Linked DNA regions of Homo sapiens: all the other regions are linked to region 2. Evidence: chromatin contacts called from ENCODE Hi-C or POLR2A ChIA-PET data. All regions are on one chromosome and are shown on one strand. Each heading gives the region's core, a stretch centred on a gene start or an enhancer-like site at or near the end of the contact. The rest is flanking DNA. Distances are from core to core; before and after follow the strand shown.

What was found. A loop is a pair of places that touch in the nucleus more often than their neighbours do. ChIA-PET counts read pairs that join two places held with the same protein, here RNA polymerase II (POLR2A). Pooled maps may share reads with other maps.
Region 1: a map of CD4-positive, alpha-beta memory T cell shows a loop between it and region 2 (25-fold over the local background). The contact joins the promoter of HCG14 here to the promoter of H2AC16 in region 2. A Hi-C loop is called at or near these places in 2 of 168 maps with a recorded cell type or tissue (CD4-positive, alpha-beta memory T cell and naive thymus-derived CD4-positive, alpha-beta T cell) and 9 of 50 pooled maps. POLR2A ChIA-PET finds 5 or more read pairs at or near these places in 13 of 52 experiments (CD4-positive, alpha-beta T cell, GM10248, OCI-LY7 and 9 more).
Region 3: a map of naive thymus-derived CD4-positive, alpha-beta T cell shows a loop between it and region 2 (3-fold over the local background). The contact joins the promoter of LINC01556 here to the promoter of H2AC16 in region 2. A Hi-C loop is called at or near these places in 1 of 168 maps with a recorded cell type or tissue (naive thymus-derived CD4-positive, alpha-beta T cell) and 5 of 50 pooled maps. POLR2A ChIA-PET finds 5 or more read pairs at or near these places in 1 of 52 experiments (naive thymus-derived CD4-positive, alpha-beta T cell).

What each region holds. Positions count from the first base shown.
Region 1 is chr6:28,895,074-28,899,020 of GRCh38, reverse strand. HCG14 (HLA complex group 14) reads right to left here and starts at 2,491. Exons shown (of 2, transcript NR_104117.1): 1 at 2,291-2,491; 2 at 1,701-1,910. It overlaps TRL-CAA1-1 (tRNA-Leu (anticodon CAA) 1-1), which reads left to right and starts at 2,693; the gene lies at 2,693-2,798. RefSeq lists enhancers at 2,179-2,814, 3,450-3,947 and a silencer at 3,225-3,388.
Region 2 is chr6:27,862,618-27,866,680 of GRCh38, reverse strand. H2AC16 (H2A clustered histone 16) reads right to left here and starts at 1,364. Exons shown (of 1, transcript NM_003511.3): 1 at 883-1,364. The coding sequence starts at 1,326. The coding sequence ends at 934. It also overlaps the pseudogene H2BC16P. RefSeq lists enhancers at 844-893, 1,184-1,273, 825-1,346, 1,544-1,613, 1,674-1,743 and 1 more.
Region 3 is chr6:28,942,091-28,946,206 of GRCh38, reverse strand. It overlaps LINC01556 (long intergenic non-protein coding RNA 1556), which reads right to left and starts at 2,423. Exons shown (of 1, transcript NR_103538.1): 1 at 1,669-2,423. It overlaps TRL-AAG2-2 (tRNA-Leu (anticodon AAG) 2-2), which reads left to right and starts at 2,504; the gene lies at 2,504-2,585. TRM-CAT3-1 (tRNA-Met (anticodon CAT) 3-1) reads right to left here and starts at 1,632; the gene lies at 1,560-1,632.

The sequences.
Region 1 (3,947 bases), core at 1,242-3,741, 1.0 Mb before region 2:
CTGTAAGATGGAAGTAACTAAATGTTTAAGGGACATAATGGGATTCTTGTTAATAAGAGATAGGAATTTCTGCTTGGGTTCTTGGTAAATAGAAACTGTATCCCAAGAGTTTACTTTTCATAAAATAAGTCTTACAAATCAATAAGGAAAGATGGACACCTCATAAAAATTTGGTAAGCAATTTACTGAGGAAGGAGTATAAAAATCCTTTAAACATGAATATTGGACCTCACTAATAATCAAATCAGAAAAAAAAGGGGGGGCGCTATATCATTTGTTACCTATTAAAATGTGCCAGGAGCGGTGGGTCACGCCTGTAATCCCAGCACTTTGGGAGGCCGAGGCGGGCACATCATTTGAGGTCAGGAGTTTGAGACCAGCCTGACCAACATGGTGAAACCCTGTTTCTACTAAAAATACAAAAAAAAATTAGCTGAGTGTGATGGCTCATGCGTGTAGTTCCAGCTACTCGGGAGGCTGAGACGAGAATCACTTGAACCTGGGAGATAGGTTGCTGTGAGCTAAGATCATGCCACTGCACTCCAGCCTGGGCAACAGAGCAAAACTCCGTCAAAACAAACAAACAAAAACTGGATAAACATTGATGTAGGCCGGGCGCGGTGGCTCACGCCTGTAATCCCAGCACTTTGGGAGGCTGAGGCGGGCGGATCAAGAGGTCAGGAGTTCGAGACCAGCCTGACCAACATAGTGAAACCCCGTCTCTACTAAAAATACAAAAATTAGCCGGGCGTCGTGACGGGCGCCTATAGTCCCAGCTACTCGGGAGGCTGAGGCAAGAGAATGGTGTGAACCCGAGAGGTGGAAGTTGCAGTGAGCCAAGTCGTGCTACTGCACTCCACCCTGGGTGACAGAGCGAGACTCCGTCTCAAAAAAAAAAAAAAAAAAAAAAAATTTGATGTAATGGTTTCACTTTTAGAAATTTAAGGAAATAATCGTGGATGTTTGAAAATATTTATGTAAGGATAGTTTTTACAGCATTGCTGATGAAAATAAAAAATTAGAAATAATCCAGTTTTCAAGAATACCACTTTGATATGGAATATGTGCAGGAATTAAGATTTATGCAAAATATAGTACTTAGCAAGTATATATTCATAATATATTCATTTAGAAAGCAAGTTAGCAAATTATTTACTACACATGACCATTTTTGGAAAATGTATACCATATGAAAGACTAAATATATAAAAATGTTAATAGTTACCTCTGACTAGTGAGATTATGGATGATTTTAATTTTTGACATGTTTGTATGTTCTACAATTTGTGTGTACTTTGCAATTAGAAAAAAATAATTATAGTTAGGGTAAGATTACAGTTGCCATGTTGGGAATCACTTCCTGGACAATTTCCTTCCAATCGAAAGAAAATATACAAATCTCATGTATTGGAGGGAGACTGGGGAACCAGTGTTCACTGTACTTCTCACTACTAATTTTCTCTCTATCAAAAATAGGATATGAAACCAAGGAAGTCTGTGGAAATTAAGATAGAGCCTACTGAAACTCAGTTATTTCTCCATGCAGAAAAGAGACCTAACTTTGCCTTACAAAAAGGAAATTTTTTTTATATTAACAAATACAAAAAGTAAGCTATTAGGACAAAATCTAATTAAAATATCCAACTTTATATTTCCTCTATCTGAACCTCACAGCCCCAAATACAAGAGTTAAGACGGTTGAGTTAAAATGTATTTATTGAACCTCTACCGTGTTTGCCAGGCACTGTTACCTGGACGGCATTGGTCTACACATGTTATTTTAGCGGTGTCGCTGGCCTCTAGGGGCTCTTGTTCTAGTGGGAGGGATGATTTCTGTTTAGTTTCAGGGCTCCATTAAAATTTGTGACCTTGGGGCTTCCCGGCCTGGAGCTCAGATTGCTTGGCGAAGGCTGAGAAACAGAAAAGTGGATCAGGCGATGTGGTGCACTCCCCTTAAAAACTACCGCTGTGTTCCCCGACCTGGCAGTGGTCACTTGGAGCCCATTAATCGGGAACATCCGAGAGCGACAAGGAAGGCCGCGGGCGAGCGCGTCGCTCGCGGAGTTTCCCCGGACCTGGGATCGCCGATCCCTCGGCGCGGACACCAGCCTTGCCCATGTGGTGGTCCCTGTGGAGACCTTCCCAGCCGTTCCCGGCTACCACTTTTAGAGCCCAAGACAAACTTCGACGAGTGGCAAGGCAGTGACAAATGGAACCAAAATAGAGGGGCTAAAAGGGGACCTTCCTATAGAACCGGGGTCTTTTGTTAGGGTTTTGTTTTGTTCCTCACCATCTTCCAAACAATGAAGTCCTGGGGGAGGCTAACCACGATCAAGATTTCAGTAAACATCAGACACTGGAGAGCCGACCCAGCGACCGAAGAAGCAAAAGATCTTCTTTCCTTCCTGAAATCTGGGCAGGCTGGGAGCAAAAAAAAAAAAAAAAAAAACCCGCACACGTTTTTCGAGATGGCGATAACAGTTATAAGGCCCGTAAGAGACTTGATCCAGTTTTATGCAGAAACATTTTCTAGTCCTGCGAACCCTTTTGCTTTTTCAATCCACAAGTGGCTTTCTGCCCTTCTGTTACCAAGCAACCCTGACGTCATCGCGTTTCTGCGTGCGTGCACGACACAGAATCATTGCTTGTTGATCTCTATTTTAGTGCAAAAATCAGGGCTGTTATGCAGTGTGTCAGGATGGCCGAGTGGTCTAAGGCGCCAGACTCAAGCTAAGCTTCCTCCGCGGTGGGGATTCTGGTCTCCAATGGAGGCGTGGGTTCGAATCCCACTTCTGACACATACTTTTCTTTTTCCTCTCCTTACTTTAGAGATATCCTGATCTCAGCAGTAGGCATAAACAATTACCAACGTATATTTTTAAGAATCGGCTTTTAGGTACCGGGCGCGGTGGCTCACGCCTGTAATCCTAGCACTTTGGGAGGCCGAGACGGGTGGATCACGAGGTCAGGAGATCGAGACCATTCTGGCTAACACGGTGAAACCTCGTCTCTACTAAAAATACAAAAAAAATAGCTGGGCGTGGTGGCGGGCGCCTGTAGTCCCAGCTACTCGGGAATGAGGCAGGAGAATGGCGTGAACCCGGGAGGCGGAGCGTGCAGTGAGCCAAGATCGCGCCACTGCACTCCAGCCTGGGGACAGAGCGACACTCCGTCTCAAAAAAAAAAAAAAAAAAAAAGAATTGGCTTTTAAATTTATCTCAAAGGGCTTGTCCAAACTAAAAACATTAAAAGCGGAAGCATCGCGATATTTTTACGAAGCCGCGAGATTTGGGCCAAAAAACGCCTAATTAAAGGCAGAGGTTACTAGCGATTGGTCTCTGTGCTGCAGTGCGAGATAATCCTGATGTCGCGGGATTCGGAACGCAGATAGCTTCCTGCCTCGCCGAGGGAATGGAGAGAAGGGGCTCTGGGCGGGTTCTTTTCCCGCTTCTCGACCAGGCTCACACTCTGTGTCTCAGATCCAAGCCCTCCCCTAGATATTTCCTGGAGCACTTTCCTACCAATCTCACAACGCTGTGGCTCGTGACAGTGCAGTCTCTTTAAAAATCTTACACAGGTCCTCTGCTCTCCTATTTTCAAAACTCATGTAACCAGTTCTCAAAAATGTCTTTCGTAAATTATGCACATTCACACTCGTTTTGGCATCTGATCATTACCGTTTTGTCAGTCAAAATTGAGTACCATTTTAACCATTGAATGAAATATGAAAGCTGTACGTTCCTCTCGCAAATGTAATCACCGTGAAAAATTTATTGTATTTTTTACATTTCTTTTTTCTCTGCATTCGCATATATATATAACATTTTGTTTTTTTTTTTTAACAGAAATGTAGTCATGCTATGACATTTTTCACTTAATATATCTTGGGTTCTTTCCATGTGGAACACTTATTCTTTTCTTTTACAGAAGAAATATTGCTGGCCGGG
Region 2 (4,063 bases), core at 115-2,614:
AAGCAAGAGTCCAGGGTGTTGGTTGGACTCCCCACGTAGTTTACCCATGCAGTCTGTTATTAGAGTATGAATTCCAGCCGTTGGTTTTTGTTAAGTTGGTGTCAAGCTTTTTGTCAGACGCCTAGCTACAAAGAAGCTTCTTATATTTTAAAAAGCCCGCTCTATAATCTGATTGGCCAGTTTTTGTTCCATCATCTGTATGTGGTTTTTCCGCGTTTAAGCCATTTAGGCACCAGCTACTTCGGCGTCACTAATGTGTTCGGCATTAATATAATATGCTATCAACGCACAAGACAATATAGTAGCAAGTTTCAAGATGGGGTCTCTATTACATGCCAATTTGATATGACCGTGTCATTCTGTACTGGATTATTTTTTTTTCCTCAAGTCAGGTTCTCGCTGTCACCCAGGCTGGCGTGCAGTGGCGTGGTCTCGGCTCACTACAGCCTCAGCCTCCCCGGCTCAAGGGATCGTCCCACTTCAGCCTCTGTGAAGTGCTAGGACTAAAGGCGTGCACCACCCCGGTCGGCTAATTTTTGTATCCGCTATGATGCCCAGGCAGATCTCGAATTCATGAGCTCCAGCGATCTTCCCGCCTCAGCTTCCAAAAGTGCTGGGATTACAGGCGTGAGCCACTGAGCCTGGCTCTGGATTTTTTTTTATTGGTTCTAGTTCATATAACACGAGATGAATAAACACAGCGAACATTCTTGTAAGCCCTACATTAAATAACTAGTTCACATTCTGACTTAAACATGTCACCTGAATCCTGTAAGGTTTTTCCTAAAAGTCATTCCTAAGCTCTAGATGAAAAATGCTTTATCTTTTCATAACAAACGTTCCAAATGTTTAACCAGTGGCCCAGCTCTCCCGCAGAAATAGTAGGTGGCTCTGAAAAGAGCCGTTGTATTGGAAAGTGATTCTATGGAGACATTATTTGCCTTTGGCCTTGTGGTGACTCTCGGTCTTCTTGGGCAGTAGCACAGCCTGGATGTTGGGCAGGACACCACCCTGAGCGATGGTTACTTTGCCCAGCAGCTTGTTGAGCTCCTCGTCGTTGCGGATGGCCAGCTGCAAGTGGCGCGGGATAATGCGGGTCTTCTTGTTGTCGCGGGCGGCGTTGCCCGCCAGCTCCAGGATCTCGGCAGTCAGGTACTCCAGCACCGCCGCCAGGTACACCGGCGCGCCGGCCCCGACCCGCTCAGCATAGTTGCCCTTGCGGAGCAGTCGGTGCACTCGGCCCACGGGGAACTGGAGACCGGCACGAGAAGAGCGGGTCTTGGCTTTGGCGCGAGCTTTGCCTCCCTGCTTGCCGCGTCCCGACATGACGAAGAAACGATAAATGGAGGAACTGAGAACAGCCGAGAGAAGTTCACCAGAGCTCCACTACTTATAGTCAATACTGGGCGCGAAAATAAAGCTGTGCCATTGGCTCAAATTACAGTTTTATTTCAACCAATGGAATCGCTGTTATGAAACATGCTTCTTTGGATTGGACAAACGTGTATATGACGTCATCTAGAATCGCCACCAGTCCTACACACTATTTTATTAATCACCTCATTTGCATAAGAATTCGTGAACAGGACGTTACAACACACAGCTTTTTCTTCTTCTTCTTTTTTTGTTTTTTTAAGACAGGGTCTCCCTCTCGCCCGGGCTGGAGTGCGGTGGTACGATCTCCGGTCGCTGCAACGTCCGCTCCTGGGTTCAAGTGATTCTCCTGCCTCGGCCTCCTGAGTAGCTGAGATTACAAGCGTCAGCCACCATAGCCCGGCTAATTTTTGTATTTTTTAGTAGAGACAGGGTTTCACCATATTGGTCATCCTGGTCTCAAACCCCTGAGCTCAGGTGAGCCACCTGCCTCAACCTCCCAAAATGCTGGGATTAAAGGCGTGAGCCACAGCGCCCGGCGACTTTTTTTTTTTTTTTTTTTTTTTTTTTCCCTTGAGACAGGGTCTGGCTTTGCCGCCCAGGTTGGAGAGCAGTGGCGCGATCGTGGCTCACCGCAACCTCCGCCTTCCTGGCCGAAGCGATCCTCCTCCCTGAGCCTCCCCAGTAGCTGGGGTTACAGGAGTGCATCACGCGCCCAGCTAATTTTTTACATTTGTTTGAAGAGTCATGGTTTCGCCATGTTGTTCAGGCTGCTCTCGAACTCCTGACCTCAAGTGATCCGCCCGCCTCCGCCTCCCAAAGTACTGGAATTACAGGCGTGCGCCGCCGCGCCCGGCCGCTTTTTCCTATTCCTTGTACCCTTTCTGCAGTTAAACTACAACACGCCTGACCCCACCAAGTCGGCCACAGCCCCGAAAAAGGGTTCCAAGAAGACTATTACTAAGGCAAGAAGCGAAAGCGCAGCCGCAAGGAGAGCTGCTCCGTGTACTTGTACAAGGTGCTGAAGCAGGTCCACCAACACCGGCATCTCGTCCAAAGCAATGGGGATCTTGAACACCTTCGTTATGCCATCTTCGAGCGTATTGCGGGCGAGGCTTCCCGCCTGGCGCGTTACAACAAGCGTTCGACCATCACCTCCAGGGAGATCCAGACGGCTGTTCGCCTGTCACGCATGCTGTGTCCGAGAGCACCAAAGCCGTAACCAAGCACACCAGCTCCAAGTGAGCTCCTTGCTGGTTCGTCCACTTGGAACCCCACTAGGTTCTTCCTGACTCACACTCCACTAGGTTCTTCCTGACCCACACCCTAAGGACTCTTTTCAGAGATATTCACACTTCCTAAATAGAACTGACGCTCGTTTATCCCTAGTTTTGAAATGTTCAGTTAGCTTTAACCTAAAGCCTTTCATAAATGCTTCTTAATTTATGCAAAAGATACATTGTGGCCTTATGATATTTCCAATATTATCTGCTACTAAGTATTTTATGTTACAAACGTCAAATACACAAAACGGGAGTTTTATTGTGCGAATTTCACTTATCCAGGCTCAATTTCAACACCGAGAATCCCCTGTTGAGTTATTGTCTAGAAAACCAAGTATTTAAAGTAAAAGTCCTATCAACCTCTACTGAAATATCACTGGACGTTTTGCAGGTTACACCACAATTTTCAGGCCACCTGGTAGGATACTCAGTGACTACCATGTAATCCAGGTGGCATTCTCTTTCAATTTTTCTTTTATAACATGAAAGCAGGGAATGTGCTTTCTTGCCTAATTTGCACAAAATGACCTAAAGGTGTTGAGATTAAAATGGAGAAAGAGGAAGGAAAGAAATTAGAACCAATTTATATTACCTCTTCCCACCAGTTAGAAATGAGGTTTGGATCCTTCCTTGCTAATCCAGATGCCATGCTGGCAGATGGAATTTTTCTACTAATTACTTTTTTCTACATTTGTCCTAAGTAGACCAAAGTACTCCACGCTTCTCCCCACTTTCACACCTGTCCTATGAAGTTCCTCTAATTTAAGATGTAAATTGATTATGCTTCATGTTTTCCTCACCTTTAATGTCTCATCATTATAAGGAATGGCATTTGTTTACCATAATTTTAATATGATCAAATTTTTTCTTGGTTAAGAGTTTAGAATGTAGGTCAGTTTCTTTTCTGAGTCAGCTCCACATTTCATCTCACTCTATATTCTCCTTACTGTTTTTTTCTGTAATAAGGGGGAAATTCTAAACAAAAAGGCAATCTTTTTGAAATGTGAAAGTGGGAGAGTCATGAGAAGGCCTTTTCTCCAAGAGAGAAGTGCAGTCTCCCAGTTTTTAGGCTGGGAAAGCCATTTTGCCTTTTCCAGGAATCAGTGTGGAAATACAAGTCCCAATTGTTCTACAGACTGTCAGATACCAGGATCATGAAACCTAACACCTTTGTTGTTTTTCTAGGTATTAGTCAATCTTTTCTCATCAAAAAGCTGGAGGCCTTAGAAGGGCCTATGTGAATGAAAAGCACAAAATCTAGGCTGAATTTATGAGCTCAGAGAGCCAAGGACAGTTAAGGCGCCAAGGACAGTTAAGCAGCCAAGTCTGCAGACAAAGCTAGTGACTGTCTTCTCTCCAACTTCCAAAATGTTGCTAGAAACATTTACAGAAGTCTATTGCTAGGC
Region 3 (4,116 bases), core at 1,174-3,673, 1.1 Mb before region 2:
TGGTTCAGGGTCTAGTTAAGAAATAAGGCTGGGCACGGTGGCTCACATCTGTAATCCCAGCGCTTTGGGAGGCCGAAGCGGGCAGATCACTTGAGGTCAGGAGTTCAAGACCAGCCTGGCCAACATGGTGAAACCCCGTCTCTGGTAAAAATACAAAAATTAGCTGGACGTCGTGGCGGGCGCCTGTAATTCCAGCTACCTGGGACGCTGAAGCAGGAGAATCGCTTGAACCCGGGAGGCAGAGGTTGCAGCGAGCTGAGATTGTGCCACTGCACTCCAGCCTGGGTGACAGAACAAGACTCTGTCTCAAAAAAAAAGGAATAAGACTAGGTATTTCAACTGGGCACACCATGGTAACTCAGAGGTGATAACTACTGGGAAGTAGCTACCACCTTGTAGGGCTGGAAGAACAAAAAGGAAGAGGTTGAGACCACTGAGGAAAGGCATCCTGGAGTGCTAAAGAGGACGCGCTGCAGCTGGACTACTACTTACTTATGTAATGGACAGTGAGACATTCTGGAATGCATGAAGAGAACAAATAGAGATGGGATTCAACTGCCATTGTTGGAGTGACCTGACAGGAAGAACAAAATTTAGAAAGCAGCCCCTGCTTCTCTCCTCTTGCTTTCTAGTCTCTTTCTGGTTCCTCTTATTGACAGAACACAAGAGGAAGCCAATGGGCAAAGGAGTTTGGGAAATATCATTTGCAGGCGCCCAGCCCCAATGTCACAAAACAAAGTATATAAGGGTGATTTTAAAGCTGAGAGGGAATGGATTAATAGGAACACAGCTTGGAACAAAGTAGGACTCAAGAGCAGGACATTAATGATCAGTCTTGCTCATTATTATTTGAGTCAGGGGCTCATCTTGACTGTAAATATCAGCCTATCTTCTTCACTTCTTGTTTCTCTTTTTACCCCTTCCTGCATCTGGTAGTTTGGATGATTTAGATCCAGTCAACAGGACTGGAAGCAAGAGAAAAGGTCCAATGCAATGAGACTGAGGGGGGAGTTTTTTGTCAGTTTTTTGTTTCCTTTCTTTTTTCATATGGAATGTTATTGGTGGCAACCTGGTGGTAAGCCATTCCAGAAGAATGGTAAAAGATAACCAAGTCAGTAATTGATAATTAGATTCTATACCTTCCACACCCCTAGTACAACCCTCCACCCACTTTTTCTTATCTCAGCACTCTAAAACTGGCAAGTTTCTTGACTCTGGTGTTGTTAAAACAAAGACAATTGCCAAGCATATCTGAAAAACATTTGAAAATGCTACCAGCTCTATCTCCAATTGGTATGCAGGGCGGGAGGGGAGATGAGAATTTTGGAGAATTTAATTCTTAGTGAAAATCACTGTTTTGTAACTGAACATGGTTCTATTAAACAGCAATTACCCGTTCTGTTCCATCAAAGCAATGTCCTTAGATTTTTTTTTCCCTTACCAGACATATTGTACACTTTTCTATAGAGAAAGCAGAGAAAGAACAACGTTTTGTCAACTTCCTTTGTTGTCTTACTCATTTTGGATCAAGAAGAAGTAAAATGGCAAAACAGACGCCTTGCCCCCTCTGAGGTTCGAACTCAGGACCTTCAGATTATGAGACTGACGCGCTGCCTACTGCGCTAAGGAGGCAACTGTCTCTCCCGCTTAACCAACGGCTCTACCAAGATGATTATGAGGCATTTTAATAAGGTTTTACGTTCTCTGAATTACAGTGTTTCAAAATAAGGCGTAACTATGATTCAATTCACTTCTAAAACACTTTGGATGACAAAACTACGTAGTACAAGGCAGGGGCCAATTCCTAAACCAACCTCGTTCTCCCACAGACCTTCCTAAGGAAACTTTAAGGGCTGCGAAGGCAATTGAGTCTGGACTTTGCGAAAGGCCTTCCTGTACGGGGCCCTGGATTTCTCATCTCATTTCTGGGCCAGGAACGAGGAGTCTTTCCCTCTATGATTAGGGCTTTCGTAGATGTACCGCCTCTGAAACGAAGACAAGACAAATAATAATGAGTTCACTCTTTTCCTCCCTTGTGAAGTTCCGTGGAGACACTCGGTCCCCTGAAGTGGATGAAGGGCGAGGGGAGGAGGTCTCAGGATTTTTCCTCGCTTTTCTTAGAAGCAACAGGCTCAAACCAAACGGTTGGCCTTGCTTACTCCTGAAGTCGAGAGGCTTACTCCCTGGAATCCAAGTGGATGTGGAGCCCATGGCGTCCTCTGGCGCTCTCGGTCTCTTCGACCCCTTTTTACTGTGTTGATGATAAATGGGGCAGGATTCCCCTCCTGCACCACCTGCAGCATCCTGTCCAGGATCCATCTGGGAGCTGAGAAGAAGCAAAGTGTCAGGGATCGGGGGTTCTCGGGCTATGCTGAGAAGCAAGGAATGCTGAAGAAGGGGCCTGAGGGAAGGGCTTATGGTGATGTGGGAATGGGAATGAAAGGACTGGAAAGGGGCGACAGTCACTTGGGTGAAACTGAAAGCGGCGACGCACCCTGTGGGTGGTAGCGTGGCCGAGCGGTCTAAGGCGCTGGATTAAGGCTCCAGTCTCTTCGGGGGCGTGGGTTCGAATCCCACCGCTGCCAGTGTGAGGTATTTTTTTTTTCCCCCTCGTCATTCTGACCCAGTAAAGTTCCATTTTCAAGCCTTGTGTGGGCAGTTCTCACAGCTTCCTAAGTGAGACAGGTTCCTCTTCTGTTTTCCTAGGGGCCACAGATAACACCCATATGTACAGTCCCACAAACGGTGCCCAAATGTTTCTCGATTTAGGGGCTCAGACATCTCGTCCCCTAGTTATTCCCTTCAGTGGCCTTCATGTGTTTTCATTCACTTTGCGAAATTTGTGAACCAACCAAGGGCAATCCTAAGGAAAAAGTACAACCTTCTTAACTCCAGACTCAAGAATAAATAAGCCACGCACGCTCATCTGCCCTATTTTCCATTGTCTTCTCCAAGGGATAAATGTGCTAAGGCTGAAAAAACAAACGAACCAACAAAAGAAACAGTCACCAGACACCTAGAGCCTTTCCCGCTTCACCTATCCTCAGAGAGCAGTTTAAGGTCCTTAGTTGAACACAGTTGAAGAGTTAGCTTTTGAGATTCTGTTATCTTCTTAAACAGTAAACATTTTTTTCTTTTTTTTTTTTAAGAAATAAGGTGGAGGCTCATAGAATAGAAAGAATAACACCTGTTTTAGGGAAGAAGGACTTGATCCGTTATTTACCTGGATCTGGGGTAGTTTAGACCATCTTTTAAGGCTAGGAGACTCGAGGAGATAGAATGGAGAGTTTTTGTGTGCAGGGAGGTGGGTAGATGCTTAGGAGCACTTTACAGTCGCCTAGGCAGAAGTCTTCTAATTTCACTGCTTCCTTCCTCACCTTCCAAAAGATGTATCCAATACATACTAATTGAGCAGATATTTTGTAACAGGCACCTTGCTTGAAAGGATGAATGCCAGCAAATGATTCCAGGGTTCCTTAGCAATTTAGTCTTGAGAGACTAGAGAGGCACATTAAGCATAGTTGACAAATAATTAATATTAAGATTGACTAAAGTAGTAATTTATATCTGAGTATTTCTTCCAGACACGCTACGTATATATGTGGTCTATTTGTTATATGTTGTTCTCACAATTACTAGATAAATAACCATGTTATCTTAATAAAGTTAAGATTTGAAAAAATGAATTACTACATCCAGCACTATAACATCCTAGTTTGGTCATCCATACTAAAGGACACCTATATGTTGGGTCATCTGGACGCTAAGATGTCCACCTGGGAGCTGGGACCTGGAAAGGCAAAAGAAGATAGGAGGAGGAGGAGAAATAATTATTCCCTTTTGAACTTGTAAAATTTAGCCTAGCAAGTGAAGGCAAAAAAGAAGTCTAAAGTCTCCCAAAAGTCTAAGCTGGGCTGTCCCACTGAGTATTCATTCATTCATTCATTCATTCATTCACTCATCCTTTCATTTATGCATTCATGCAACAAGCATTGGTTGAGCTTCTACAAAGTAGCAGACCGTGGGCTATCAAAGACTACTGAGACTCAGCCCTGCACTTAAGGCATTTTGGAGGAATGCGGGAGACAGATTTTAAAAATTTAAGCCCATGGTTAC